2 separate regions of the Homo sapiens genome follow, and region 2 is linked to region 1. A link is an interaction called in ENCODE POLR2A ChIA-PET data of the cell type or tissue named here. Cell type or tissue: OCI-LY7. All regions are shown on one strand. Each heading gives the region's core, and the rest is flanking DNA. Links, peaks and the distances in the headings are about the cores only. Region 1 overlaps SDE2 (spliceosome associated SDE2). Region 2 overlaps LINC01703 (long intergenic non-protein coding RNA 1703).

Region 1 (15,222 bases), core at 1-4,000:
TCAGTTCTAATTTTCTTTTTTTTTTCTTTTTGAGATGGAATTTCGCTTTTGTTGCCCAGGCTAGAGTGCAATGGTACGATCTCAGCTCACTGCAACCTCTGCCTCCTGGGTTCAAGCGATTCTCCTGCCTCAGCCTCCTCAGTAGCTGGGATTACAGGCTCCAGCCACCATACCTGGCTGATTTTTGTATTTTTAGTAGAGATGGGGTTTCACCACATTGGCCAGGCTGGTCTCGAACTCCTGACCTCAGGTGATCCACCCACTTTGGCCTCCCAAAGTGCTGGGATTACAGGTGTGAGCCACCATGCCCAGCCTCTGATTATTTTCTAATTTCCTCCCTCAGTTCTTCTTTGACCCATGGATTATCAGAAGTGGGTTGTCTGATCAGCAAACATTTGTTTTTTTTCCTCTTAATATCTTCTTGTTGCTGATTTCTACTTTAATTCCATTGAGGTCAGAAAATATCCTCTTTATGATTTCAATCCTCTTAGTTTTATTGAGACTCGTTTTATGACCCAATATGTTGTCTGTCATGGTGAGTGTACCATACACAGTTTAAAAGAATGCGTATTTTAGGCCAGGTGTGGTGGCTCATGCCTGTAATCCAGCATGAGATTACATGCTGAGATTACAGCTGTAATCTGTAATTTGAGAGGCTGAGGTGGGAGGATCATTTCGAGACCAGCCTGGGCAATGTATAGTGAGACCATGTCTCTAAGAAAAACAATATGTAATTTGAATTGTTGGGTTAATATGTTTTGTAATATCGATGAGATTAAGTGGTTGATAGTATTGTTCAGATCTTCTATGTCTTTACTGATCCTTTTGTTTATTTCTATCAGGTGCTGAGAAAGGATGTTAAAATCTTCAATTATGATTGTGGAATTGTCTATTTCTTAAATTCTACCAGTTTTTGTATGAAGCTCTAATAACTTATGTCTTCCTAATGTATTGACCATTTTATCATTATGAAATTTCCCTCTGTCTCTGGTAATTTGGGTTTGAAATCTACTTTATCTTATGTGAATATAGCCACTGCAGCCTTCTTAAGCTTAGTGTTTGCACAGTATACCTCTTTCTATTAATTTACTTTGTGCTTCTGTGCCTATTTAAAGTAGTTTCTTTAAACAACATATACTTGAGACTTGCATTTTTATCTGTTCTCTCTGTATCTTTTAATAAGTTTAACATTAAATGTAATTATTAATAGGTTTCTAATTTACATGTTTCCTGTTTAGATAAGATTATTTTATAATTGTATTTTAATTTATTGGCTCTTTAGCTATACTGTTTTAATAATTTTTTTAAGTTGGATGTTCTAGTGATTACAATATACATTCTTAATTTTTCAGTCTACCTAGAGTTGATGTGCCACTTCACATAAAATGTAGAAATCTTGTAAGTATGTACATCCATTTATCATACCTGTCTTTTATGCTGTAGTTGTCATACATATTAAATCTACATATTTAAATATTGTAAGTCCTGTCATAAGTTACAATTTCTGCTTTAAATAATGATATGTATTTTAAAGAAATTAAGAGGAAAAAATAAAATCTTTTGTATTTATTCACATATTTACCATTTCTAATATTCTTCATTTCTTCTTAAAGATCTAATAGCCTTTCCCTTAAGACGGAAGAACTTTCTATAGCATTTTTTGTGTCTCCTGGCAACAAATTAGTTTTCTTTTTCTTTTTCCCTTTTTTTTTTTTTTTTTGAGATGGAGTTTCGCTCTCATTGCCCAGGCTGGAGTGCAATGACACAATCTCGGCTCACTGCATCCACCATCTCCTGGGTTCAAGCAATTCTCCTACCTCAGCCTCCCAAGTAACTGGGATTACAGACATGTGCCACCACACCTGGCTCATTTTGTATTTTTAGTAGAGATGGGGTTTCTCCATGTTGGTCAGGCTGGTCTCAACTCCTGACCTTGTGAACCACCCACCTCGGCCTCCCAAAGTGCTGGGATTACCACCGTGCCTGGCCAGTTTTCTCTTTTTTAAAAAGAATCTCTTCGCTAGGTGCAGTGGCTCAGGCCTGTAATCCCAGCACTTTGGGAGGCTGAGGCGGGCAGATCATTTGAGGTCAGGAGTTCAAGACCAGTCTGGCCTTCATGATGAAATGCTGTCTCTACTAAAAATACAAAAAAATGAGCCAGGTGTGGCAGTGCGTGCCTGTAATCCCAGCTACTTGAGAGGCTTAGGCATGAGAATTGCTTGAACCCAGGAGGCGGAGGTTGCAATGAGCCAAGATCATGCCACTGCACCCCAGCCTGGGTGACAGAGTGAGACCCTGTCTCAAAAAATAAAAAGAATCTCTTTACAGATCTTGTTCCACTGTCTTCTGGCCTTCATTGTTTCTGATGACAAATCAGTGGGTATTCAAATAGTTTTTCCCTTTATAGAATGCGTCTTTCTCTTTGGCAGCTTTCAGGTGTGGTTTTCTATGTATTTATCTTGGGAGTTTGATGAATTTCTTGGCTCTCTAAATTTATGCCATTTAATCAAATATAGGAAAGTGTCAGCCATTATTTCCTCAGATCTTTTTCCTGACCCATGTTTTCTCTTTCCTGGGACTTCAGTTATAAATATACTAAGCTTCGGTCTCAGTCTCCGAGTCTCTGTCTTTTTTTTTTTTTTTTTCCACCAAACGCTTCTCTCTGTTCTTCAGATGATTTCTGTAATATAGCTAAGTTGATGGAGAGTCTTCAAGCCAAAGTTGCCTTTTGGAGGAGTTGGCATCTTGCCAGAATGGGCCTGCCTTAGTACCTGTACTGTGCACGTTGGCTATAAAGAGTCCCCAGAAAGTGTGGCCTGAGTGTGAACCCGGTGGCCCCAGAGCATCACTGAGTGATGCTCCCCACAGCAGGAGATCTGAGAGGCGTATTTTCGTGGCTGCCACAGTATGTTCTGTTGCTTAGGGAGGATTATTTTTCTAGCTTGGGTAGTTGGAAACAGTTTTCTTCAAATTATGTGGGTGCCTGTTCAGATCTTAAAAAGCACACCCAAAGGGAGAAGGGAAACATTTAGATTTAGTGAAGGTTTACTTTTTAAAATTTTTTTATTTTATTTTATTTTTAGATGGAGTCTTGCTCTGTCGCCCAGGCTGGAGTGCAGTGGCGCCATCTTGGCTCACTGCAAGTTCCACCTCCCGGGTTCACGCCATTATCCTGCCTCAGCCTCCCAAGTAGCTGGGACTACAGGCACGTGCCACCACACCCGGCTAATTTTTTTGTATTTTTAGTAGAGACGGGGTTTCACTGTATTAGTCAGGATGGTCTCGATTTCCTGACCTGGGGATCCGCCCACCTTGGCCTCCTAAAGTGCAGGGATTACAGGCCTGAGCCACCGCGCCCAGCATAGTGAAGGTTTACTTTACAAGATCAGGGTTCATCTTTGAGAGACTCAGGCAGCCATGCCCAAAGAATTTCTTTCTTTTGTGGCAGCATGAAGCTGGCTGGGCCAGTGCCCCTTTCCTAATTGGCCTGGTTATCCTCTTCAGGTTGCCAGAGCACTAGCTGGGCCCTGCTTTATTTAGCATGGGAGTGTGAGCAGCTGTTGCCCTGCTCCCTGCAGGCAAATAGACCTTGACTGGCAAAATGAAAAGACTATAGAGTTTTCTAATTGCCCCCTCTCTTGTAGCATTAAAGGCTAAAAGTAAGGAGGCTGCTGATGAGCAGAAACTGACCATCTAGCCTCTCTTCCTAGGTGGCTGTAGTTCTTCCAGCCCTCGCTGATCTGTGCGTGGGGATGTTAATGGGCTTTTGCTGTGGGTCCATTTCACTCACCCACACATTTTGTTTTGGAGATAGCTACCTTCCTCCTTCCTCTTCTAGTACTCGTACCGCAAGCTTCCTCATTATATTCCTTTTGTCAGTTCAAATGGGAGTTTGCAAGAGGGAATTAAACAAATATGCTCAGATTACCATCTTGAGCCAGCACCTGTTAGTGATTTTCAAGGTGAAAAGTACCCCCCCCCGAGAAAGTCTAGGAACACCAGGTGTTAATTCTAGGCTGGTTCTGATCAAAATCTTAAAAATGTTGACTTAAACTTTATGGCCTTATTTGTGTGCCTGAACTAGAATACAGGAAAAGATATTATGGACTCCAGGTGGCCCTGTGCCACCCACACTGTTGCTGCAAGTCACCTGCCTATTGGCCTGTTTCTGGGAGGGATCTCTGATTCAGTCAGTGCCAGTCTCATCTCTGGTATGTTTGGTACTACTTTTTCTTTGCATTCACCTTCATGAGATTTCCTTTGAGAAAAACTAAATTAATGATGCTCTATAAAGTAAGCCTACACTCAAACCATTCATAGGTCATTGATTCAGGATGGCCCCCACATAATACTGCTGAGCTGAAGGAAAGAATGTGCATGGTCATACTTCGGTTTTCCCTGGAATACAGGCCATGTGGTGTGGTGGGCCTTAGGGCAAGGGTTTTAGGGTTACTGATCTGGGTCTAAAATCCTGATTTTCCTCCTTTCTAATAGTGTTTCCTCAGACAAGCTCCATAGCCTTTCTGAGCATCAGTTTTCTGCTCCTGCTATTAAATGGGGTCATATCTACTTTTAGGGATGTTAGGGTTAAATAAAGTAGTATGTAAGGTTCCTAGCACAGTGCTTAGCAAATTTGTAGTTGCTCAGTAAATGGAAGCTATTGGAATACTCTACAGCACCATTGTCCAATAGAAATGTAACATGAGCCAGATAATGTAATTTTACATTTTCTTTCAGTCATTAAAAAGTACAAAGAATTAGCCAGGTGTGGTTGTGCGTGCCTATAGTTCCAGCTACTTGGGAGGCTGAGGTGGGAGGATTGCTTGAGTCCAGGAGTTGGAGGCTGCAGTGAAATTTTTTTTTTTTTTTTTTTGAGATGGAATCTCACTCTGCTGCCCAGGCTGGAGTGCAGTGGCATGATCTTGGCTCACTGCAACCTCCGCCTCTCGAGTTCAAGTGATTCTCCTGCCTCAGCCTCCTGAGTAACTGGACTTACAGGCACGTGCCACAACGCCCAGCTAATTTTTGTATTTTTTTTGTAGAGATAGAGTTTCACCATGTTGGCCAGGCTGGTATTGAACTCCTGACCTCAGGTGATCTGCATGCCTCAGCCTCCCAGAGTGCTGGGATTATAGGCATGAGCCACCACGCCCGGCCAATGATACAGTGAACTTTGAAGGCGTCACTGCAACTCCAGCCTGGGCGACAGAGTGAGACCTCATCTCAAAAAAAAAAAAAAAAAAAAAAAAAAAAAATTACAAAGAAGCAGGTGAAATTAATTTTAGCAATATATTTTATTTAACCCAAAAATATTCAAAATATTTCAATAATAGAAAATTATTGAGATAGTTTACATTTTTGTGCTAAGTCTGAAATCTGGTGTGTATTTTATACTTACAGCACTTTTCAATTCACAGTGGCTACATTCCAGGTGCTTAATAGCCCCGTGTGACTTTGAGCTCCTGTATTAGGCAGTGCCCCTCTAGAACACATCTTAAGGCAAGGCAGTGAGCACAGCAGAACTGTCCACCTTAATCCAAACACACGTGTACAGAGCTGAATCAAAGCCACATGAGGCTGGGAGGACTTGGGGCTTTTAGCACGCTCTGCCCTTCCCTCAGCCACCCTTGTGATAAGTGGAATATATGTAAAATAAAAGCGTTATGACCAGTCAGATGTCTTTCCTGTGGGGACTCCTTACATGCCAGGCTGGCAGAGGTGCAGAAACAAGTGCGAGAGCTGTGGTCTGTGAGTCCTAACCTTGGCCTTGCTGGTGTGGGGCTGGGTGACCTCATCTGGCAAACTGCGGTATCTGTTTAATTTTATGAATTGAGCTGTGAGGCATAGCTGAAATTTGCATGGGGGTGACAAACATACTTTAAAGCATCTTGCAAAAAAGTAGTAAGAATTAGGAGTTGTAGACAAATGCTCAATGAAAACAGGAGTGTGATACTGGGTATTGCACCATACCGTAGTGCTGGATCCCTCAGTTTACTAAGTAGATCTTTTGGTCCAATTACGGGGTAGTGTAGGAATGGCGATTAGCCTGGTATGTCCCATCTCTCCTTGTTGAAGTTCTGCTTTTTTTTTTTTTGAGATGAGGTCTCGCTATGTAACTCATGCTGGAGTGTAGTGGCACAATCACAGTTCACTGCAGCCTCCACCGCTCGGGCTGGGACCACAGGCATGTGCCACCTTGCCCGGCTAATCTTTTAAAAATTACTTGCAGAGACAAGGTCTCACTGTGTTGCCAGGCTGGTACTTAACTTCGAAGACGGCTCACAGGCTGCCTCTTCCAACTGCGAGCCTCAGTGAGGAAACAGTGGGCTTGTTGTGGAGTTTATTCTGCAGCCCTCCAGCCTGCAAACATTAATTGTGCATGTCTGATTAGTAAAACATTTGGGGGTGCACCCCACATGATGTCACTCATCTGTCAGAGCCCTCCATCGGCCTTGGAGTACAAGCCCACGCACTTGCAGTGGCCAGCAATCCCCTCTCAGGCTGCACGCCTCTCCCCTCTCTGACCTCATCTACTCCTCCTCACTCCACCACAGCCCCCGGGGCCTCCTTGCTGTTTCCTGAACCAACCAAACACACTGTGCTCCCCTGGCGTGGCACAGACTGTCCCTCCTTCCAGAACAGTCTTTTTCCAGACGTCCCCAGGGAAGACTCTCTCACCTTTCACTCGGTTTAAAATGGCAACCCCCACCCCCATCACTTTCTTTCCTGACTGGTTGGTTGTTTTGTTTTTTTGAGACAGCCTCGCTGTGTCGCCCAGGCTGGAGTGCAGTGGTGCCGTCTCAGCTCACTGCAATCTGTGCCTCCGGAGTTCAAGCAATTCTGCCTCAGCCTCCCAAGTAATTGAGACTACAGGTGTGCGCTACCACGCCCAGCTATTGATTGATTGATTGTATTTTTAGTAGAGACGGGGTTTTGCTGTGTTGGCCAGGCTGGTCTCAAACTCCTGACCTCAGGTGATCTGCCCATCTCGGCCTCCCACCGCGCCTGGCCGACAGTTTTATTTTTTTGAGATGGAGCCTTGCTCTGTCGCCCAGGCTGGAGTGCAGTGGCGCGATCTCGGCTCACTGCAAGCTCCGCCTCCTGGCTTCAAGCAATTCTCCTGCCTGAGCCTCCTGAGTAGCTAAGACTACAGGTGCGTGCCACCACGCCTGGCTAATTTTTGTATTTTTAGTAGAGACATGGTTTCACTGTGTTGGTCAGGCTGGTCTTGAACTCCTGACCTCGTGATCCGCCCGCCTCGGCGTCCCAAAGTCCTGGGATTACAAGCGTGAGCCACCGTGCCAGGTCCTGACAGGTTTTGTTTTGTTTTGTTTTGTTTTAATAGTACTTATTACCCCTTATCATATTTTTTTTTTTTAGTTAAATGTCCCTCTCCCCTCAGAAAATAAGCTCTGCCAGGGCAGAGAGTTGATCTGTTTTATTAGTGCCGGATACCTAAAATGTGCTCCATGAATATCTATTGAATGAATCCAGTGTACTAACATATTTATAAAACAACAAACAGAATTCCAAATAAATTCATCATCTCTCAACAGACCACATGACATGTCCACTGGGGTGTATGTACCTGCTTTGAAACATTTGCTTGTAGAAATGTGTGTCTTTTAGCCCGGGCGCGGTGGCTCACGCCTGTAATCCCAGCACTTTGGGAGGCTGAAGAGGGTGGATCACGAAGTCAAGAGATTGAGACCAGCCTGGCCAACATGGTGAAACCCCGTCTCTTCTAAAAATACAAAAAAATTAGCCAGGCGTGGTGGCAGGCGCCTGTAGTCCCAGCTACTCGGGAGGCTGAGGCAGGAGAATCACTTGAACCTGGGAGGCAGAGGTTGCAGTGAGCCGAGAACGCGCCACTGCACTCCAGCCTGGTGACAGAGAGAGACTCCTCCTCAAAAAAAAAAAAAAGAAAGAAATGGGTGTCTTTGAAGGTGGTTGAGGAAAATGACTGGGACTTACTGTTTTACCAAAATCTGAGAGCAACTGAAGTGAGTGCATGAGTGGCAATTCTGTAGAAAGGGATTCTGTTGAGTCGCTCAACACCAGCCAACCATTAAAAAGGTTACCTATTTCTGAGGAAGAGTCTTCCTGTAACCACTAGAGGGCGCTGTGCACTAACAAATGCCAGCCAAAGCCGTCAGGGAGAGACTGCTGGGGAAGGTGGGGAGGAGGTGGCGCGGCAGTGTTGCCTGGCAGTGGGGTAGCAGGTAGCAGGATGGCCAAATCCTGTGAGACCCACCTTTCCCCGTCCCTACACTCCCCTACACACCATAAGTGGCAGACTGATGATTAGGTGCAGCTGGCCTGGGGTGGACTAGGCCCTGTTCTTTTTTTATTTATTTTTTCTTTTTTTTGAGGCGGAATCTTGCTCTGTCGCCCAGGCTGGATTGCAGTGGCAGGATCTCGGCTCACTGCAAGTTCCGCCTCCGGGGTTCACGCCATTCTCCTGCCTCAGCTTCCCGTGTAGCTGGGACCACAGGCGCCCGCCGCCACCACGCCCGGCTAATTTTTTGTATTTTTAGTAGAGACGGGGTTTCACCGTGTTAGCCAGGATGGTCTCCATTTCCTGACCTCGTGATCCGCCTGCCTCGGCCTCCCAAAGTCCTGGGATTACGGACGTGAGCCACCGCGCCCGGCGCCCTGTTCTTTCTGATTCCTTAATTCTCAGATTTAGCTTCAGTTTTCACTGTACAGGTGGTGAATAAATCATTTAGTCTTGCTGAATATCCCATAACATTATTACTTCTGTCCTCAACAAACAACGTTATCTTTAATCATTTGCTGTTGTTTTCCGCTAGAGGAATTTCAGTGTCTGTGTATACAACCATGTCTTTATTTTTGTGTTATCAAAAATAAATCTGGGGCCGGGTGCGGTGGCTCATGCCTGTAATCCCAGCACTTTAGGAGGCCGGGGTGAGCGGATCGCCTGAGGTCAGGAGTTTGAGACCAGCCCGGCCGACACGGCGAAACTCCATCTCTACTAAAAATACAAAAATTAGCCAGGCATGCTGGTGGGTGCCTGTAATCCCAGCTACTCAGGAGGCTGAGGCATGAGAATTGCTTGAACCCAGGAGGCAGAGGTTGTGGTGAACCGAGATCACACCACTGCACTCCAGCCTGGACAACAGAGCCAGACTCCATCTCAAAAATAAAATAAAATAAAAATAAAATAAATAAATAAATCTGGGGGTATATATAGCTGTGTTGTGTATAGCTCTGACATATTTATTTGTGACTGGCCCCTGCATTTCTCCTTGGTGGGAAATGTACGTGTTGACATTAGGATTCAACTCAGTTATTACACCCAACCTGAGCTGCTCTTAGACCAGGCAGGCAAAAGAGGCCTCTGCCCAGAGTCTGCATCTAGAAAAGACAGAAACACAAGGCTAGGGGAAGAGGAGGACAAAATCCCAGCCCACACCCTGGAAATTCAGAGAAAAAGTGGCTGCTTTTGATCTAGGTTCATCTCCCCAGGTCATCCTTAGTTGGTGTTCAGGCAGACGGGGTCCAGGAGGTGCCCTTCCTCCCCAGCTCCATTCACGTGGGTGTAGTTAGTGGGGCTGCTAGAACTGCCTGGAAGTCCTGAGTGGGCACAGCAAGGTGTGGGGAGGGGACTCGTCCGCCCAGCTTCCGAGGAGTTGACAGATCCTTCAGGCCAGGCCCGGTACTGTGGCAGCGCTATTTCACGGGCTGTGTTTCTGTGGTTGCTCAGGACGATGAGGCTGTAAGGTGGGCCTCCCCGGCTCCAGGCTCCAGTTTTGTCTTCATGTGAAGAGCCTCAGGGCACATACTGACCAACATGACCAAAGTGAGCATCAAGCCTTACACTCAGAAAGTATATTTATTTGAATAAAATATCACTGTTAGACACTTTGGGAGGCTGAGGCAGGAGGATCTTTTGAGTCTGGAAGTTCGAGACCAGTCTGGGCAACGTAGTGAGACCTCATCTCTATTAAAAATATGGATAGATAAATAGATAGATAATTACTGTTATATTTTTGTATATTGGAGTTCTATGTAAGATTCTATTTACAAAAGCATTCACTGATAAAATTGAAAGTTTGCAGGCATTAATTTTTATATCACTATACAGAAATATGGATTTTGGAAAAATGGATAGCTCTTAACTGAGTAAAGTGGGAAAAAAGATGAAAAATGATTCTGAGATATAAGAATGAAATATTGCACCTGTTGTCATGTTAGAAGAGGAAGGACATAAAATTTTTGTAGAGATTGCAAAATCATTAATGCAAAAACAAAGATTATGCCTAGGAAAAAATGACAAGAAGGAAAATACAGGTTAATGTTTCCCAAAATTTTCCTTGGGGATATAAAGGTGGATTGTTTTCCCTTCTTCCCAATCTTTTATGTTATTCTAAGCTTTCTATGTTCACATTTTTTTTTTTTGAGACGGAGTCTCGCTCTGTCACCCAGGCTGGAGTGCAGTGGTGTGATCTCAGTCTCAGCTCACTGCAACCTCTGCTTCCTAGGTTCAAGCAATTCTTCTGCCTTAGCCTCCCAAGTAGCTGGAATTACAAGCATGCACCACCAGGCTCAGCTAATTTTTGTATTTTTAGTAGAGATGGGGTTTCACCATGTTGGCCAGGCTGGTCTCGAACTCCTGACCTCAGGTGATCCACCTGCCTCGGCCTCCCAAAGTGCTGGGATTACAGGTGTGAGCCACTGCACCTGGCCCAGATATACTTTTATAATAGTAAAAAAAAAAAAAAAGTTAGGGCTTTTTTGTTAGAATATGTATATCATGATGATTTAGTTCAATTTTATTCAACAAGTGCCTGCTGAGCACCTGCTCTGTGCTCTGCTCTGTACCAGCCCGGGATGCCTCCCTCACCGAGAGAACTCAAATCTAGCAAGAGCAGGTGGCTATGATGTGATTACAGTTGTTGTATACACACAGCGTACAGTAATGAAGTGCAGTCATCCGGGGAGTGGATGGAGGTGTGGCATTCCATCTGGTGGAGTGAGGCGAGGTCACTGGGGAGGTGAATTGAGCCCTGGGTTTTAAAAGCTATCTCCCAACCCAGGCAAAACATGGAGACCAAATGAGAAGGCTCTTAAGAGGAAATAGCATTTCCATGCCACAGAGCGATAAATAAATCCTCTCCTACTGAGAGGCAGTGCCCAGGGCTGGCTTAGGTGGGGAAGTTTCGCTGCTGCCTTCCCCTCATAATCTCCCTCAGACCCTCCCAAGCCTCCTCCAACACACAGTCTGAATAAAACACTGCTCAAATGCCTTATCTCATTTGCTTCACACTACAACCCTTCAACGTAGATACTGTTATCATCCCCATTTTACAGGTGAGGAAACCGAGGCTGACAAATATTAAATAAGCAGCCCAAGGGCACGCAGCACAGAGAGGGCAGAGCCGGGGCAAGGCCGAGGACTTCCAACTCTGAGTCCACGAGCTTCCGTTCCGCCTGTGGCCTCCTCGCCGCTGACCCTGCTCTGGTCCAAGCTGGCGTCAGTGGGGCTCCCCTTCTGAAGGGTGGTCCTAAAGTCCTACCGAGACCAGCTTCTCCAGACAATGCCTGTAGTGCACCATGCTCTCAGCCGGTCAGGCCCAGCCCTATCCCCAGAGAAGGAACCAGAAAGAGCCCTGTCCTCAGGACCTCTGTTTCCCCCTCTGCCTCTGTTGGCCCCAGGGGGGTTCTGGATGGGACTCCTTTCCTGAGCCTCCTCCCACCCCTTGGGAAATGAGAGCTTCTCCCCACTGTGGACTGGTAGCTTTGTGTTCAGCCCACCTGCTATCAGAGTCCACCTTGTGCCCACCCCGGGGCACAGCAGCATGGGCTGACCACTGGGACCTAGCTACAGAGAGCAGAGGCTCACAGCCCATTCAGTCTCTCCAAGCCTCAGCTCCCTTATTTGTAATCTATGGGACACAGGTCCTGCCTCATACGGTAGTTTCTGGAACGCTGCAGATGATTTCCCTAAAGCACCCATCATGGTGCCTTCCCATGCTCAGGGACTGGAATGTCGCCCTCTACCATTAGACAACCCCCCTGGGAGTCAGGAAAGAATGGAGCTCGCTGAGCCAGCCTCCACTGGAATGAGAGCCGCAGGGTCATGAGGTCTGAGGCCAGGCACCCCACACCCTGACATATGCTGGGCTTGGGGACTTGCAGTGGCCTTGCCTATTGGTTTTTATTTTTTTTGAGACAGAGTCTTGCTCTGTCATCCAGGCTGGAATGCAGAGGTGCCATCATAGTTCCTTGCAGCCTCAAACTCCTAGACTCAAGTGATCCTCCCGCCTCAGCCTCCTGAGTAGCTGGGACTACAGACGTGCACCACCATACCTGGCTAATATTTATTTATTTTTTGTAGAGATGGAGTCTTGATATGTTTCCCAGGATGGTCTTGAACTCCTGGCCTCAAACGATCTACCCACCTTCACCTCCCAAAGTGCTGGGATTACAGGCATGAGCCACTGCACCCTGCTTTGTTTTCCTGTGGGTTTTAAAATCTTGTTGTTGAAACAAATGATGTATCTTTTGTTTTGAGACGGGTCTCACTCTGTTGCCCAGGCTGGAGTGCAGTGGCAGGATCTCAGCTCACTGCAACCTCTGCCCCCTGGGTTCAAGTGATTCTCCTGCCTCAGCCTCCAGAGTAGCTGGGACTACAGGAGCGCTACCACACCCAGCTAATTTTTATATTTTTAGTAGAGATGGGGTTTCATCATCTTGGCCAGGCTGATCTTGAACTCCTGACCTCATGATCCACCTGCCTTGGCCTCCCAAAGTGCTGGTATTACAGGCGTGAGCCACCGCGCCTGGCCTAATTTCTGTATTTTTAGTAGAGACAGGGTTTCACCATGTTGGCCAGGCTGGTCTCAAACTCCTGAACTTGTGATCCACCCACCTTGGCCTCCCAAAGTGCTGGGATTACAGGTGTGAGCCACCGCGCCGGGCAAGAATTTCCTTTCTTTTTAAGGCTGAATAATATTCCATTGTATGAATAGACTCCATTTTGTTTATCCATTTGATTTGTTTGTTTTGAGATGGATTCTCACTGTCACCCAGGTTGTGGGTCCGGAATTGGTGGGTTCTTGGTCTCACTGACTTCAAGAATGAAGCCACGGACCCTGGAGGTGAGTGTTACAGCTCTTAAGGTGGTGCGTCTGGAGTTTGTTCCTTCTGATGTTTGGATGTGTTGGGAGTTTCTTCCTTCTGATGGGTTCGTGGTCTCGCTGGCTCAGGAGTGAAGCTGCAGATCTTCGCGGTGAGTGTTAGAGCTCTTAAGGCAGCGCATCTGGAGTTCTTCGTTCCTCCCGGTGGGCTCATGGTCTCGCTGGCTTCAGAAGTGAAGCTGCAGACCTTCGCGGTGAGTGTTATGGCTCATAAAAGCAGTGTGGACCCAAAGAGTGAGCAATTACAAGATTTATTGCAAAGAGCGAAAGAACGAAGCTTCCACAGTGTGGAAGGGGACCCGAGCAGGTTGCAGCTGCTGACTCAGCTGCCTGCTTTTATTCTCTTATCTGGGCCCACCCACATCCTGCTGATTGGTAGAGCCGAGTGGTCTGTTTTGACAGGGTGCTGATTGGTGCGTTTACAATCCCTGAGCTAGACACAAAGGTTCTCCACCTACCCACTAGAGTAGCTAGATACAGAGTGTCCACACAAAGGTTCTCCACCTACCCACCAGAGTAGCTAGATACAGAGTGTCCACACAAAGGTTCTCCAAGGCCCCACCAGAGTAGCTAGATACAGAGTGTCGATTGGTGCATTCACAAACCCTGAGCTAGACACAGGGTGCTGATTGGTGTGTTTACAAACCTTGAGCTAGATACAGAGTGCTGATTGGTGTATTTACAATCCCTGAGCTAGACATAAAGGTTCTCCAAGGCCCCACCAGAGTAGCTAGATACAGTGTCAATTGGTGCATTCACAAACCCTGATTAGACACAGGGTGCTGATTGGTGTGTTTACAAACCTTGAGCTAGATACAGAGTGCTGATTGGTGTATTTACAATCCCTGAGCTAGACATAAAGGTTCTCCACGTCCCCACCAGACTCAGGAGCCCAGCTGGCTTCACCCAGTGGATCCCGCACTGGTGCTGCAGATGGAGCTGCCTGCCAGTCCCGGTGCTGTGCGCCTGCACTCCTCAGCTGTTGGGTGGTTGATGGGACTGGGCGCCATGGAGCAGGGGTGGCGCTCGTCAGGGAGGCTCGGGCTGCACAGGAGCCCATGGAGGGGGTGGGAGGCTCAGGCATGGCGGGCTGCAGGACCCGAGCCCTGCCCCGCCGGAAGGTAGCTAAGGCCGGGTGAGAAATCAAGCGCAGCGCCGGTGGGCTGGCACTGCTGGGGGACCCAGTACACCCTCCGCAGCCGCTGGCCCGGGTGCTAAGCCCCTCATTGCCCAGGGCCAGCCCTGCCGGCTGCTCCCAGTGCAGGGCCCGCCAAGCCCACGCCCACCCGGAACTCCAGCTGGCCCGCAAGCGCCGCGCGTAGCCCCGGTGCCCGATCGCGCCTCTCCCTCCACACCTCCCTGCAAGCTGAGGGAGCCGGCTCTGGCCTTGGCCAGCCCAGAAAGGGGCTCCCACAGTGCAGCGGTGGGCTGAAGGGCTCCTCAAGTGCCGCCAAAGTGGGAGCCCAGGCAGAGGAGGCGCCGAGAGCGAGCGAGGGCTGTGAGGACTGCCAGCACGCTGTCACCTCTCAGCTGGAGTGCAGTGGCGCAATCCCAGCTCACTGCAACCTCCGCCTCCCGGGTTCAAGCAATTCTCCTGCCTCAGCCTCCCGAGTAGCTGGGATTACAGTTCCACACCACTATGCCTGGCTAATTTTTGTATTTTTAGTGGAGATGGGATTTCACCATGTTGGCCAGGCTGGTCTCGAACTCCTGACCTCAGGTGATCGGCCTGCCTCGGCCTCACAAAATGCTGAGATTACAGGCGTGAGCCACCGCACCTGGTCTGATTTTTTTTTTAAATGCAAATCAGACTATGTCACTCTTTTGCTTGAAGCTCCTCAGTGGCTGCCTATGGCTGTCAGGGTCAGAGCCTCACCACGGCCTGGGTTTCCTCCTGTGGCCCCTGGCTTTCGCCTCCTGCTCTATTCTTATCCTGAACTACGCCAAGCCCTTTCTCAACCCCGCCCCTTGCTCCCTCTGTCTGGAACTACCTTCCCAGGCCTTTTTGTGCCGTTCATTCTCAAGTCACCTCCTCAGCGAGCCCTCCTTAGTCACTCCC
Region 2 (15,222 bases), core at 7,033-11,032, 110 kb before region 1:
TTTAGTAGAGACGGGGTTTCATCATGTTGGTCAGGCTGGTCTCGAACTCCTGACCTCAGGTGGTCTGCCCGCCTCAGCCTCCCAAAGTGCTGGGACTATAGGTGTGAGCCACCATGCCCGGCTTTTTTTAGTTTTTAAACTCTTTTGTTAAAACACAAACACACACAGTAGCCTAGGCCTTCACAGGGTCAGGACCATCAACATCACCATCTTCCACCTCCACATCTTGTCCCACTGGAAGGTCTTCCAGGGCAATAACATGCAGGGAGCTGGCATCTCCTATGATAACAATGCCTTCTGGATTCCTCCCGAAGGACCTGCCCAAGGCTGTTTTACAGTTAATGTGTTTTTCTTTTTATAAGTAGAAGGTCTATACTCTAAAATAACAATAAAAAATATAGCATAGTAAACATATAAGCCAGTAACATCGTCATTTGTTGTCATTATCAAGTATTATGTACTGTACATAATTATATGTGCTGTACCAGAGGTCTCCAACCTTTTTGACAGCAGGTTCTGGTTTCGTGGAAGACAGTTTTTCCACAGACTGGGGTAAGGGGGAGGGATGGTTTCAGGATGATTCAAGTGCATTACATTTGTTGTGCACTTTATTTCTATTATTATTATATTGTAATATATAATGAAGTAATTATACAATTCACCATAATGTAGAATCAGTGGGAGCCCTGAGCTTGTTTTCCTGCAACTAGACATCCCATCTGGGGGTGATGGGAGACAGTGACAGATGAGGCATTAGATTCTCATTAGGAGTGCACAACCTAGATCCCTGGCATATGCAGTTCACAATAGGTTTCCGATTCTAGGAAAATCTAATGCTTCTGCTGATCTGACAGGAGGCGGAGCTCAGGCAGCAAAACCAGTGTTGGGGAGTGGCTGTAAGTACTGATGAAGCTTTCTTTGGGGGCTGGCCCGCCGCTCAACTCCTGCTGTGCCGCCCGGTTCCTAACAGACCATGGACCAGTACTGATCCACGGGTTGGGGACCCCTCTGCTATACTTTTATATGACTGGCAGTGCAGTAGGTTTGTTTACACCAGCGTCACCATAAACACGTGAGTAATGCATTGGTTGCGCTAAGACTTAAGAAGGCTATGACATCACTAGGCCATAGGAATTTTTCAGCTCCATCATAATCTTATGGGGCCCTGTCTGTATGCGGTCCGTCATTTATAGAAACTTTGTCATAAACTCATAACTGTAATTGGATTTGTGCTTTCTTTTTTCTTTTTTTCTTTTTTTTTTTTGCCTTGCCACCCTCTTCCTAAAACTAGGTCCTGGAGGACTGGACCAAAACTGCTTCCCGTTCTTCCTCCACAGCCCAGCACAGTGTGGTGTGGTGTATAATGAAATGAAATTGGGCCTCCGGAAAAAGCGATTTCCAAGTGTGTTCCGCAGGTGCCTGACGGCGAGGATCCTGTGCGCATGCGCCCACCCACCGAGCCTTAACTGTGGGAATTAGGCATTCTTCCTAAATGGTTTGACCTCGGGCCCTTTTAAAATCTTAATGCTTGTTAACAACATCCAAGGCCATGAATATACTTCGGGAAATACAGTCTATTACTCTTTTTTTTTTTTTTTTGAGACGGACTCTTGCACTGTTGCCCAGGCTAGAGTGCAGCCGGGCGCGGTGGCGGGTGCTTGTAATCGCAGCCACTCGGGAGTCTGGGGTCGCTTGAACCCGGGAGGTGGAGGTTGCAATGAGCCGAAATGGTGCCACTGCACTCTAGCCTGGGCGACAGAGCGAGACTCCCTCTGAAAACAAAAACAAAAACAAAAACAAAAAACAAACAAAACCCCCACACATTAGTAGTAGTTATTACCGTGGTCTTCCAAAGGGATTTTTCTCTTTCAAGCAGCAGTTTGGGACTCTTACCTGTTGTTTGCTGGTTATTACCCAATGGTCCAAGGAGTGAAATTTTTGAAAAACTAAACACTAGCTAGGTGTCACCACGAAGTGAACGCTGAATATAAAAGTCATCATTAATATTCATAAAGTAAGTCAGTGGAGAACAATGACTACATTGGTTAAAATCTGGTTTGCACAGAATATTTTAGGAAAACATTGTTTAGGACCCAGTATCCTCCCTCAGTGTGGAAGTCAGTGAATGAAAATTGTATTTGACAAGTTGTTCTTTAAGAAGACACTGCTTATGTGAAATGAAGTCAACTTGAATCCAGTTATGTGTGTCTGTCTCTTACATAAAAAGCCCAGAGGTAGGAATTACAGAGTTGGATGTGCTATGGTCTAAATGTTTGTGCCACCCCTACAAATCCATATGTTGAAAAAATTTTTTTTTCCTTTGAGATGGGGTTTCACTCTGTCACCCAAGCTGGAGTGCAGTGATGTGGTCATGGCTTATTGTAGCCTCAACCTCTCAGACTCAAGTGATCCTCCCACCTCAGCCTCACAAGTAGCTGGGACTGCAGGCATGCCACCACAGCTGGCTAGTTTTAAAACTTTTTATAGAGATGGGGTTTCCCTGTGTTGCCCAGGCTGGTCTGGAACCCCTGGGCTTAAGCAATCCTCCCACCTCACCTCCCAAAGTGCTGGGGTTATAGGCATGAGCCACCATGACTGGCTTGTATGTGGAAATTTTAACCCCCAATTTTTTTTTAACTTTCATTCTCAAAGGAGGTGATTAATCCCCAAATGATGGTATTATGAGGTGGGCCCTTTGAGAAGTGATGAGATGAGGGTGAAGTCCTCATGACTGGGATTAGTGACCTTATAAGAAAGGCCCAGAGAGCTCACTAGTTCCTTTCTCTCTTTGAGGACACAGCAAGAAAACACTGGCTGGCTGGCACAGTGGCTTACACTTGTAATCCCAGCACTTTGGGAGTCTGGGGTGGGAAGGTTGCTTGAGGCCAGGAGTTCCAGACCAGCCTGGGCAACATAAGCAAGATCCCGCCGTCTCTATAAAAAGTTAAAAAAATTAGCCAGGCATGGTAGCACATGCCTATAGTTCCAGCTTCTTTGGAGGCTGAAGTGGTAGGATTGCCTGAGCCCAGGAGTTCAAGGCTGCAGTGAGCCCTGACTGCACTACAGCACTCCAACTTGGGTGATACAGCAAAACCCTATCTCCAGAAAAAAAAAGTTATCTAAAGAGAGTTTGATAGACCTAGCTCATCTCATCCTTCCCACCAGGCCCCACCTCATAGGCCACTGCCCAGGCAACAGAGTGGCCGTGTGGATCCACCTCACTGTGGCTGGGATAGGGAATGGGATCACATGGTCTGCCTGGGGCTGCCCCTTCAGTGGGGAGCTGTGGGCTGGGCATTTCATCTGTAGGAGACTGTGAGGTGAGAGGAAGCAGAGGATATTCTGTGGGAAGAATCTTCATGGACCAGGTGATAAGTGAGCTAGATTTGGAAGAATGGGTGGGATTCTAGTGAGCAGAGAGGGGTAGAACATTCCCGGAGGGGTAAAGGAAATAAAGTATATATTACAGAGCAGGGGGAGCCTCGTGTGGTTGGAGCTGGGAGGTATGGGGAGATGGGGAGGGCAGGGGGAGGGGAGGGGAGAAAGAGTGGAGAGAAATCAGGCAGCGTTGTGCTGAGGCCAGAATGGGTAGGGGCTATATTTTGGGTAAGCTGGGGGAAAGTGGAACTGATGTTCTCTGAGCTGTGCTCTAGGAATCAGAGAGCAGATGGAGGCTGGAGGTAACTGGGAAGGAGCCCACACCTTTCTGGGCATCCTTTGTCATCCATCTTCCTATGTCCAGGCAGGAGCCAACCTGCTCTCCAACCTGGCTTGCACTTGGCTGAACAGACAGTCACTGCCCACTGAGTACCCGTGGGCTCTTCTACCTTTCCAGAACCCTGGCTGCTGGCCAGTGGGCTAGTGCTGGCCAATTGGCTATAATCGGAAGTGTGACCTATATGTGAAAGCAAACAGAGTCTTGGGACCCCAAACTCACTATGCCAAAGGGAAAGTTAAGTTTGGGAACTGAGTCACAGAAAAACTGCCTTCCTTTTGTTCCCAAACAGATAGCGGTAGTTTCACAATCCTGTGTCATAGCCTCATTCGTAAGCCAGGTTCCCACAACAATAGAAGGCTACATATTTCCCAAATTGTTCACAAGGAAATTCCCTGTGGGCCCCTAAACCTTTCAGAATACACATTCCCCTATAAGCTAGTTCTAAAATCAAGTTCTGTTAAACTTCACCCTGACAATGTCAATTATCAGCTTATCTTCACAGGGACAGGATAAGGACAAGACTAGAAATCATCCCTCCTCCTACCCCAAGACTTTGCATAATTGACTTGGTCCTCTGTTTCACATGTAAAAGGTACATTCACTAAGGCTAATAGGAACCTAAGATTGTATCCATTTGCCTCATTGTCTACCCTTCTAGGAGCGCAGTGGAGCGATCTCGGCTTACTGCAACCTCCACCTCCTGGGTTCAAGTGATTCTCATGCCTCAGCCTCACAAATAGCTGGGATTACAGGCATGCATCACCATGCCTGGCTAATTTTTGTATTTGTAGTAGAGACAGGTTTGCACCATGTTGGCCAGGCTGGTCTCGAACTCCTTGCCTCAGGTGCTCCACCTGCCTGGATCTCCCAAAGTGCTGGGATTACAGGCGTGAGCCACCACGCCCAGCCCCCTTACCCCGTTTTTTTTTTTTTTTTTTTCCTCTTCTGCTTGCTCTTTCCCCTTCAAATACTGAAGTTCCTGAAACCTTCCTTGGAAAAATCACAGGTTGTAGATGCTTCTGTGACTTGTTTTTGTTTTGTTGGTTTTTTTGCATCCTCAATCATGGTTAAATAAGCTTCTAATCAATTGAGACCTGCCTCAGTCACTTTTTGGTTTACATGTGTCACTACTGGATCAAAAGGTGTAAGTTCTCCATGCCCTCTCTTCCCATGCCATGGTGACTGGTGATTGTCTAGATGGTGGCTCTTCTAGCAACCTGGATCCCTGAGACCCTAGGTGGAACAGAGCCCTGCCCTTCCATCCTCTTTTCTCCACTGCACTGAGCGTATAACATGATTGAGAAATATACTTTGTTGTGTGAAGTCATTGAAGTTTGGGGCTGATTTACTGCGGTAGAACCTAGCCTCACCTGACTAATAGACCAGCTGAGGGAGCTCCTTGCTCAGCGGCATGGGTTCCCCCGACACCCCCACCCCACACAGAGGTAGGCTGGGGTTGAGCAGAGCAGGGGAGGACAGCAGGACTTTGACCCCTGGAGGATTTGGCTTGGATTTCCCTCTCTTTTTTTTTTAATTTAAAAAAATGTATTTATTTATTTACTTAGAGACAGGGTCTTGCTGTGTTGCCCAGGCTGGAGTGCAATGATGCAACCTTAGCTTACTGCAGCCTCGGACTCCTGGGCTCAAGTAATCCTCCCACCTCCGCCTCCTGAGTAGGTAGGACTACAGGAACACACCACCACATCTGACTAATTTTTTTTTTTTTTTTTTTTGTAGAGATAGGTTTGCTATGTTCCCTAGGCTGGTCTCAAACTTCTGGCCTCAAGCAATCCTCCAGCCTCAGCCTTCCAAACTGCTGGGATGACAGGTGTGAACCACCACCCCTGGCTCAGACCTCTCAAAGGGCTCACTGCCTCCAGGGGGACCACAGCTGGGCTGAGCCTGCATTGCCTGAGCGCATACACCTCCACTGTAGAGGGAGAGGGCACCTGCCAGTGGAGGTCAGCCGCAGGCAACACAAGGTGGATTGTGTCTGAATCACCAGTAGCTCTATACAGCAAGGACCCTGTCCTTGAAGCACTGAGGCTGGAGACCAGACTGGGTCCTCAAGGCAACAGCTTCAGTCACCTCCTCCAGCCTTTCCTCCGAGGGGAGCTCTGAGCAAGACAAGCTTGATCATGTTACTTCCCTACTTAAAAACCTAGGATAGGGGCCAAGCAAAGTGGCTCATACCTGTAATCCCAGCACTTTGGGAGGCCGCGGCGGGGGCGAGCGGATCACTTGAGGTCAGGAGCTCAAGACCAGCCTGGCCAACATGATGAAACCTCATCTCCACTAAAAATACAAAAATTAGCTGGGCGTGGTGGTGTGCACCTGTAGTCCCAGCTACTCAGGAGGCTGAGGCAGGAGAATTGCTTGAACCCAGGAGGCAGAGGTTGCAGTGAGCTGAGAGGGTGCCATTGCACTCCAGCCTGGACGACAGAGCTAGACTCTGTCTCAAACAAACAAACAAACACACACCACCTCCAATAGGCCAGGCTGCTCATGCCTGTAATCCCAGCACTTTGGGGAGCTGAGGCAGGAGGACTCTTGAGTCTAGGAGTTGGAAACTAAACAGGGCAACATAGAGAGACCCTGTCTCTGATTAAACAAACAAACAAAACCCATAAAAATTAGGATAAGGTCCACATACCCTGGTCAAGCTTCAAGGTTGTTTGCAACCTGGCCCCAGGAAAGCAAAGTCCTGAAGAGTGGCTGCGGCAGACTGGCTCCTTCACCATTGCTCTGCTACAGCCACTACCAAGAGTTTTGTCTTCCCCAACTCCCTGATAGGTTCATGCACCTGGACAGTGGCATAAGCCATTCCCCACACCTAGAATGCCCTCACATGTCTCCTGCCCCTTTGCCTCTCTGGCCTGCTTTCGCTCCCTCCACCCTCTAGGACTCCCTCCAGCTCCTTATGGCCTGGAGGTCCCTGCCCACAGTCCCTGCTGCCTCTCTGAGGTGCAGACAAGGGATCATCATCGTCCCCTTCCCAAACTCTGTGCCAGGCATGATGCTGGGTGCTGTATACAGAAGTGAGCAAAGTGAACACAGTCCTTGCCCTCCTGGAGCTGATGGTCTTGGGGGCAAATAATCAGACAAATAAATCTAGAAATCTCACACTGAAGGAAAAACAGGGTGGAAGGGATCTATTCTAGAGGTGAGTGGGGGTTGCTAGGGAAGATCTCTTCAAGGAGGTGGGGTTTTGTTTTTCTTGTGGTTTTTTAGAGATGGGGTCTCCTTCTGTTGCTCAGGCTGGAGTGCAGTGGCATGATCACGGCTCACTGCAGCCTCCAATTCCTGGGCTCAAGTGATCCTCCCACATCAGCCTCCTGAGTAGCTGGGACTAACAGGTATGCACCATCAGGCCCAGCTGAAGAGGTGGTTTTTAAACTGATGCTTCCTCAGGGTGGAGAGGCCTTGCTGGATAGCGGGCAGGAGTGTACAGGAGGAGAAGGAAGAGCATGTGCCCAAGCCCTGAGCAAAGGTGGGAGAGGGTAGAAGAATGACCCTAAACTGCAGAACCCTGTAAAACCCAGGGCATTCTCCTTCCCCAGCATTTTCCTCTTCTGCTTCTCTTTCTCTCCCCCATCCTGTTTTCCCACCAGCCCTGCCCCCCACCCTTAACTATGGCAGGTGCCAGGGATGCACCTAGCACTGTGCTTAGGCTTTACACACTGTCATTCCCCAGCAGCCCTGGGAGACAGGTGTAATCATACCCATTTTACAGACCAAATAACTGAGACTTGGAGAGGTTAAGAGAACTGCCCAGGGTTGCTGGCCAGCAAGTGGTGAAACACATATTCAAGCCAGGGCCTGGTGTTTGTGCTGCCCTCTCTGTCCTGAAGAACCCTGCCTGGAGCTTGCCTTGTGCCCCACGGTCCTGCCCAGGCAGGAGGCTAATCCCCTTCTTGCTTGCTCACTATCTCCCTGCCAGGTGAGGGGATTGTGGAAGTGGAGGAAGCCATTGCATGGGGCCAAGCTGCCTCTCAGGAGCCCTGGACCCTTCCACTGGTAATGGAAGACCAAGACGGTGCTGAGCTATGAATGGCTGAACAGTTTCAGCCCAAACCACTCCATGGGCATTGCTTTTGCTGCTGGCTTCAAGCGCATCTGCCACAGTCTCAAAGAAAGTAAATTCAGCCTGGAACGGTAGCTTACACCTAAAATGTCAGCACCTGGGAGGCCAAGGCAGGAGGATAGCTTGAGGCCAAGAGTTCAAGACCAGACTGGGCAACATAGGGAGACCCGCCTCCATCTCTACTTTTAAAATAAGTTTAAAAATAAATAAATAAAATGGAGCCTCGGTAAATCGGAGGCAGCCAGGTCCAATTGCAGTTCCAGTGGGCACCAGGAAGAAGCCTAGGGCAGGAAGCTGCCTTTACTGGACGCCCCCCATTCCCGATGCAATCACCCATGACATTCCATTAATCGACAGCAGCCTCTGGAGAGGCAGTGGTGACAGAAGCTCTCATTTTATTGCTGAATGAACTGTGGCTCTTGGGGTTCAGTCACATGCCTAAAGCCACACAGCCAGTGCAAGGGGAGCCGGAGTTGGAACACAGGCTCCCTGACCCCAAAGCCCCCATTTCTTTCCAGCCACTACTTCCAGCAGGCCTGGCAGGGGCTGGGGAGAGAGGCCAAGCCCTTGCAGGGTGGTCTAGCAAGCCAGGGCCCAGCTGGCTCCCAGGAGCTAAGTCTATAAAGCTTCCCTGACAAGAGACACTTGGGGTCTTCCCAGCCCTTTGCTGGCAAGTTTTATTAGAAATGTCTTTCTGGCACTGTGGTCAAGTATTTTTGGAAGTTTCTAAGCATCTCGACGCTTGGAAAAGTGCATGGTTAGGCTGGAGAGAAGACTCTCAGGGAGTCGTGCTGAGGGAACAAAACTGGTGATCCAGGAAGTGAAATCAGCTTCATTTCTTTATGATTCTGCGGCCTTTTCCTGACCCCAGGACAGATCTGGGAAGCGGTAGGTCAATAGGCTCCTAGTTTGTGTGTGTGATGGTGGTGGTGGGTGGAGGATGAACTGAAGGGCGAGGTTTCCCAGCCTTCTGAAATCCCCTACCTCTGCTCCCTGTAGACAGAGGCGCTCTCTTCTGCTGTCTCCTTGTAAGATCCTGACAGCTTAACTGACTAATAATTTCTAGAAGCAGGGCTTCTTCTTGATACCCTCCACAGAGGTCCTGGTGCAGGATGTAAAAGGAAAGAAAACTCACCCGTTCAGGAGACCAGGAAAGGGAAGTTTTATGGATTTAGGAATCTAAGCCAGAGCAGCTCTGAAGTGAGTCACGATTTCTTAAGCACACACCATATTAAGCAGCTCATCTAGGCATTGTACATCTATTTTTAATACCACTATTGATGTATATCTTACATATTGTATAACTTACTCATTTCAAGTGTACAATTCAGTGAATTGTTAGTAAATTTACCAAGTTGTGTAACCCTCACCATAAATCCATTTTAGAACATTTCCATGACTCCAATAAAAGACTGCAGTCCCATTTACTGTTAATCCCCATTCTCCCCCTTCTCCAGGCAACCTTTAATCTAGTTTCTTTTTTGCAGAGATGGGGTCTCACTATGTTGCCCAGGCTGGTCTTGAACTCCTGGCCTCAAGCAATCCTCCCACCTCACCCTCCCAAAGTCCTGAGATTAGAGGTGTGAGCTGCAGTGCCCAGCTCCATAATCTATTTTCTGTCTCTAAATTTGTCTTTTCTGGACATTTCATAAAATGGAATCATAACAGGCCAGGCACGGTGGCTCACACCTGTATTCCTAGCACTTTGGGAGCCCGAGGTGGGTGGGTCACTTGAGGTCAGGAGTTCCAGACCAGCCTGGGCAACATGTTGAAACCCCATCTCTACTAAAAATACAAAAAAATTAGCCAGGCATGGTGGCGCGTGCTTGTAATCCCAGCTACTCAGGAGTCTGAGGTAGGAGAATCACTTGAACCCGGGAGGCAGAGGTTGCACTGAGCTGAGATTGTACCACTGCACTCCAGCCTGGGTGACAGAGCAAGACTCTGTCACAAAAAAAGAAAAAAAAACCCACTAAATAAAATAAATAAATAAATACATGGAAGCATACAGTATGCATTGTTTTGGGTCTGGCTTCTCTCTCCACGTAGCATTTGCAAGACTTATCCATGGCATAGCATGTATCAGTAGTTTGTTCTTTATCATTGCTCAGTAGTATTTCATTGTGTGGATGTACCACATTCTCTCTATCCATTCGCCAGTTGATGGACAGTTAGGTTGTTTCCTTTTTTTTTTTGAGACAGGATCTCATTCTATTGCCCAGGCTGGAGTGCAGTGATGTGATCATGGCTCAACGCAGCCTCAACCTCCGGGACTCACGTGATCCTCCTGCCTTAGCCTCCTAAGTAGCTGGGACTACAGGCATGTGCCACCATGCCTGGCTGACTTTTTTATATTTTTTGTAGAGATGGTGGTTTTCCCATGTTGCTCAGGCTGGTCTTGAACTCCTGGGCTCAAGGGATCTGCCCACTTTGGCCTTCCAAAGTGCTGGGATTACAGACATGAGCCACTGTGCCCAGCCTTGTTTCCAATTTTTGGCTATTATGAATAATGTTACTAAGAACATTTGTGTGTAGATAGGCTAAATCCTCACAACAATCCTGTCAGGTGGGCATTGTCATCCTCACTTTAAAGACGAGGACACCAAGGAACATAGAGATTAAGTAACTCACCCAAGGGCACACAGCTGCAATATTTCATCAGGCCTAGGAAGCACATTTTTCCCATATTTTCATGCTTCTGAAACTGGGATGCATCTCATAATCAGTGGCTTGTCATAGCTTACTTACAGCATTTTCCCCTTTCCTCATGGTACATAAAATGATGGTATGTTTTACAATCAAGGGCATCTTGATGAGATATGGCATTAAGTGGCTGGCCTTAGAGGTCTCCCTTACAGTTCACTCTTGTGTTAGGCCTGTTGGTTGTAAGTGACAGAAATCCCACTCAAAGGGAAATTTACTGGCTTGGTAATGGGAGAGGATCCTCGGACTAGGTCTTTGGGTTGGAGGAAGAGCTGCAGGGACCCTGAAAGGGGACTCCACACAGTTAAGTCTCTGTCCGTCTTTTGTTGCTGCTCATCTTTGCCAGCAGGCTCTGTTCCTCCATGAGGCAACCCCCGCTTAATAGTCCAAGGAGTGAAGTAATCCGAAAAACCTCTCTTCCTACCTCTGTGCATCAATTCTAAGGGAGAATTCTGAATGGTCCTGCTGGGATCACATGCCCATCTCTGGCCCGTCACTGTGGCCTGGGGAACGAGTCCCTCAAGGATCCAGCCCTGGAGGACATGCCCTTCCTTGTGGGTAGAAGATCTGTTGCCAGGCCGGGCATGGTGGCTCATGCCTTTAATCCCAGCACTTTGGGAGGCTGAGGTGGGCAGATCACCTGAGCTCAGGAGTTTGAGACCAGCCTGGCCAACACGGTAAAACCCTGTCTCTACTAAAAATACGAACATTAGTCTGGCGTGGTGGCGGGCACCTGTAGTTCTAGCTACCCAGGAAGCTGAAGCAGGAAAATCGCTTTAACCCAGGAGGCAGAGGTTGCAGTGAGCTGAGATCGTGCCACTGCACTCCAGCGTGGATGACAGAGCGAGACTCCATCTCAAAAAAAAAAAAAAAAGAAAGAAAGAAAAAACAAGAAAAGAAAAGAAAATCTGTTGCCAGAGGAGGGTAAGTAAGTGAGTTGCATGGCCAGCATCATTGAGCCTTCGGGCCACTATCACATGGTGTCACTCATTGTCATGTGATTATAGATATTACTGACTAAGGGGGTCTTTAGAAAGAATATCTGAAGTTTTTGATTTGTTTATTCTGTTGTGAGGTAATATTCTAAAGAGGTTAATTATACCTCTAAAAACTGTGTTGTTTGAAAATTAGCTGGGTGTGGTGGTGGACTCCTGTAATCCCAGCCACTTAGGAGGCTGAGGCAGGAGAATCGCTTGAACCTGGGAGGTGGAGGATGCAGTGAGCTGAGATCGTGCCACTGTACTCCAGCCTAGGCAACAGAGTGAGACTCTGTCTCAAAAAAAATAATAAATAAATAAATAAATAAATAAATAAATAAATGTGTTGTTTGAAGGACTTAATAAAGCAATAAAATATTCATGTAATATTCTAGATTTAATTATATTTAAACTTCTCATCAAGTAAAGATTTGTTTGCAGACAGTTCTGTAATAAAAACATGAAAAATCTTTTAGGAAACTAAACCTGTGAATTTGCCATGTTGAATTTAAGCTTCTAAGTATCGGTTTATATTTAACTCTGGCTTTAAACTGTGTGATATCACTTCTGCATCTCCCAAAAGATCTGGCACCTTTCTACCTCCACCCTGTTGCTCAAGTTCCCTTTGTTTGAATTGCCCTCCCCATGTCCATCTATCCAAATTCTACCTTCAATTTAATGTCACTGTCTGCAGGGGTCTTCCCTACTAGCTCTATCTGAAGGCAGTTTCTCCGTCTTTGAATTCCCACAGCCCCCTCATTAGGACTAGACACTCATCCGAGAAGAGCCTATAGCAGTATAATTTCCTGACCATTTGTTGGGTTTTTCCTTCCTATGTCTTCGTTTTCCCATTTTTGGAAAATAGGCTCTTCTGTGCCTTTGCCTCAGGAAAGGTTAAGTCATTGGGCTTCAGACACTTAAATCCAATATAATTCAGATAGAGATTAAGCTGCTATAACACAGACCCCAAAATGCAGTCATGCAAAAAGGATAGAAGCTTATTTCTATCTCACGAACCAATCTGGAGGTGGGCAACAGTGGCTTGAGATAAGTAAGCTGCTTGGCTCCACGTGGTTATTCAGGAACCCAGGTTTCTTTCTTGTCTGTTGTTCCTCCATCTCCTAGGGTATAGTCTTCATCTGCATGGTTGCAGCTGGAACACCACCCCGTTTGTGTTCCAGCCTATGGAAAAGGTAAAGAATTTAGAAAAGCATGTGCTTCATATTTTATGGCCAAGGCTTGGAAATGACACACATCACTCACACTTACATTCCATTGTCTGGAATTGCATCATATGGATGCATCATATAGATACATCTAGTTAGAAATGCGCTCTCTCTCTAGAGTAATGTGTGCTTATTTAAAAGTCAAGTATGTGGCCAGGCGCAGTGGCTCACGCCTGTAATCCCAGCACTTTGGGAGGCTGAGGCGGGTGGATCACAAGGTCAGGAGTTCAACACCAGCCTGACCAACATGGTGAAACCCCGTCTCTACTAAAAATAGAAAAAATACAAAAATTAGCCAGGCATGGTGGCGGGCACCTGTAATCCCAGCTACTCGGGAGGCTAAGGCAGGAGAATCACTTGAATCGCTTGAACCCGGGACGCAGAGGTTGCAGTGAGCTGAGATCGCACCACTGCACTCCAGCCTGGGTGACAAAGTGCGCCTCCGTCTCAAAAACAAACAAACAAACAAAACCTCAATTATTAGGAAGGAGGGGAGAAGATATTTTGAGGCATAACTAGCAGCTTACTACATTTTATTTTTTGGCTTTTGGCTTTAGTTTTCTCAGAGCTGGTGTCATTGAAGAGATTATGCCGAGTGCTTCTGGGGACAGAGAAGTGGGGACAAGCAGTAAGGCCAAGAAGAGAGAATCTAGGGAGAGAAGAGGGCTCCTGTACCAGTGGTCTATTGCTGCATAATAAAACATCTCAAAATTGTTAGTGTTAAATATTGACAACATAGGTGAGCAGGGTTGTGATTTTAAAAAATTAAAAAAGAAAAAATGTTGACCACATTTATTTTGCTCACAGATCTACTATTTTTGTAACATTTGATGGAGACACCTTATCTCTGCCCTGCTCAGTATCAGCTCAAGCATCTCAAAGCCTGGGTGCTGAGATCATCTGAGGGCTCTCTCAGTGACCTGTTTGGTCATTGCAGGTTGTTGGCTGGGACTTTAGTTGGTCTTGTGGCTAAAACACCTACACACGGCCTTTCTGTATGGACGCGTGGCTTTCCCGTAGCCTGGGGCATGGGTTCTAAAAGCAAACCTCCTATGAGCAATTGATAAGCAGACATTTATTGCCTTTTATTTTTATTATATTTTATTTATTTTTTGAGATGGAGTCTCACTCTGTTGCCCAGGCTGGAGTGCAGTGGCACAATCTCAGCTTATTGCAACCTCCACCTCCCAGGCTCAAGTGATTCTCTGCGTCAGCCTCCCCAGTTGCTGGGATCACAGGCGCACACCACCACACCCAGCTAATTTCGTATTTTTAGTAGAGGCAGGGTTTCACCATGTTAGCCAGGCTGTTCTCGAACTCCTGACCTCAAGAGATCTGCCTGCCTTAGCTTCCCAAAGTGTTGGAATTACAGCCATGAGCCATGGTGCCCGGCTTATTGCCTTTTATTTATTTTATTCTATTTCTTTTTTTTTTTTTTTTTGAGACAGAGTCTTGCTCTGTCACCCAGGCTGGAGTGCAATGGCACGATCTCCGGCTCACTCGGGTTCAAGTGATTCTCCTGCTTCAGCCTCCCGAGTAGCTGAGACTACAGGCACCCACCTCGGCCTCCCAAAGTGTTGGGATTACAGGCATGAGCTACTGCACCCACCCAATTTTAAATCTGAAGTATTTATTTTACTTATCACCTATGTAAGAAAAAATATAACCACCTCACCGGAGATATCATTGCTTAGGATGAGGCTGAATTTATTTAGGTAAAAAATAGTGAGTCAATTTAAAGAAATACCTTAAGTAAATAAATCTGAGGCCAGGAGTGGTGGCTCATGCCTGTAATCCCAGCACTTTGGGAGGCCGAGGAGAGTGGATCACGAGGTCAGGATATCGAGACCACGGTGAAACCCCGTCTCTACTAAAAATAGAAAAAATTAGCCGGGCGCGGTGGTGGGCGCCTGTAGTCCCAGCTACCCGGGAGGCTGAGGCAGGAGAATGGTATGAACCCGGGAGGCGGATCTTGCAGTGAGCCGAGATCGCGCCACTGCACTCCAGCCTGGGTGACAGAGCGAGACTCCGTCTCAACAACAACAAAAAAAATTAAATTTAATTTAAAAAATAAATAAATAAATCTGAGTGAGGACTAGAGAAGGCTCTGTAGCAAGTTCAGGGTGCAGTGCAAGCTGCTCTTTCTTTTGGCCCTTATCATCCACAGACCCAACAATATCCGAGTGTCTGTGGCAATGGGGATGCTATATGGAGGCCCTGGGAAGCACCAGTAAGAGAATCACAGCACAGGCCTCTAGGGTTTGGGAACAGATGCACAGCCTGTTTCACAGATAACTGTTCTTCTGGCTTGCTTCTGGTCCCTGGTAGAAACAGAACACCTAGTTATGGGTCGTGAAGCGGCCGCATGTGCACTGCATGTTGTCTTACTCACCCCGCCACGGGATTGGGCACGTGCAGCAGCAATCTCTAATCACGCGGAGACGGCATATGTACACTGGGCTCCAGCAGGCTCAGAAGGCACAAGTGAGCTGTGCGAGCAGGTGGCGCAGACTC

What was found. ChIA-PET counts read pairs that join two places held together with the same protein. Peaks named below come from ENCODE experiments on the same cell type or tissue, not always from the same donor. Only the 100,000 strongest peaks of a DNase experiment are listed, where the experiment ranks them.
Region 2: POLR2A ChIA-PET joins it to region 1 with 5 read pairs; 20 of 35 experiments call an interaction of 5 or more read pairs at or near these places.

The regions. Positions count from the first base shown.
Region 1 is chr1:225,969,057-225,984,278 of GRCh38, reverse strand. It overlaps SDE2 (spliceosome associated SDE2), which reads left to right. Exons shown (of 7, transcript NM_152608.4): 7 at 1-1,577. Among named protein-coding and RNA genes, the nearest start is that of SDE2, 23 kb to the left of the region's middle. In OCI-LY7, for the core only: no CTCF peak of the experiment used is centred there; a DNase peak (open chromatin) is centred at 2,375.
Region 2 is chr1:226,086,932-226,102,153 of GRCh38, reverse strand. LINC01703 (long intergenic non-protein coding RNA 1703) reads right to left here. Exons shown (of 4, transcript NR_146920.1): 2 at 15,101-15,222; 3 at 12,500-12,664; 4 at 11,865-11,929. Among named protein-coding and RNA genes, the nearest start is that of LINC01703, 11 kb to the right of the region's middle. In OCI-LY7, for the core only: no CTCF peak of the experiment used is centred there; no DNase peak of the experiment used is centred there.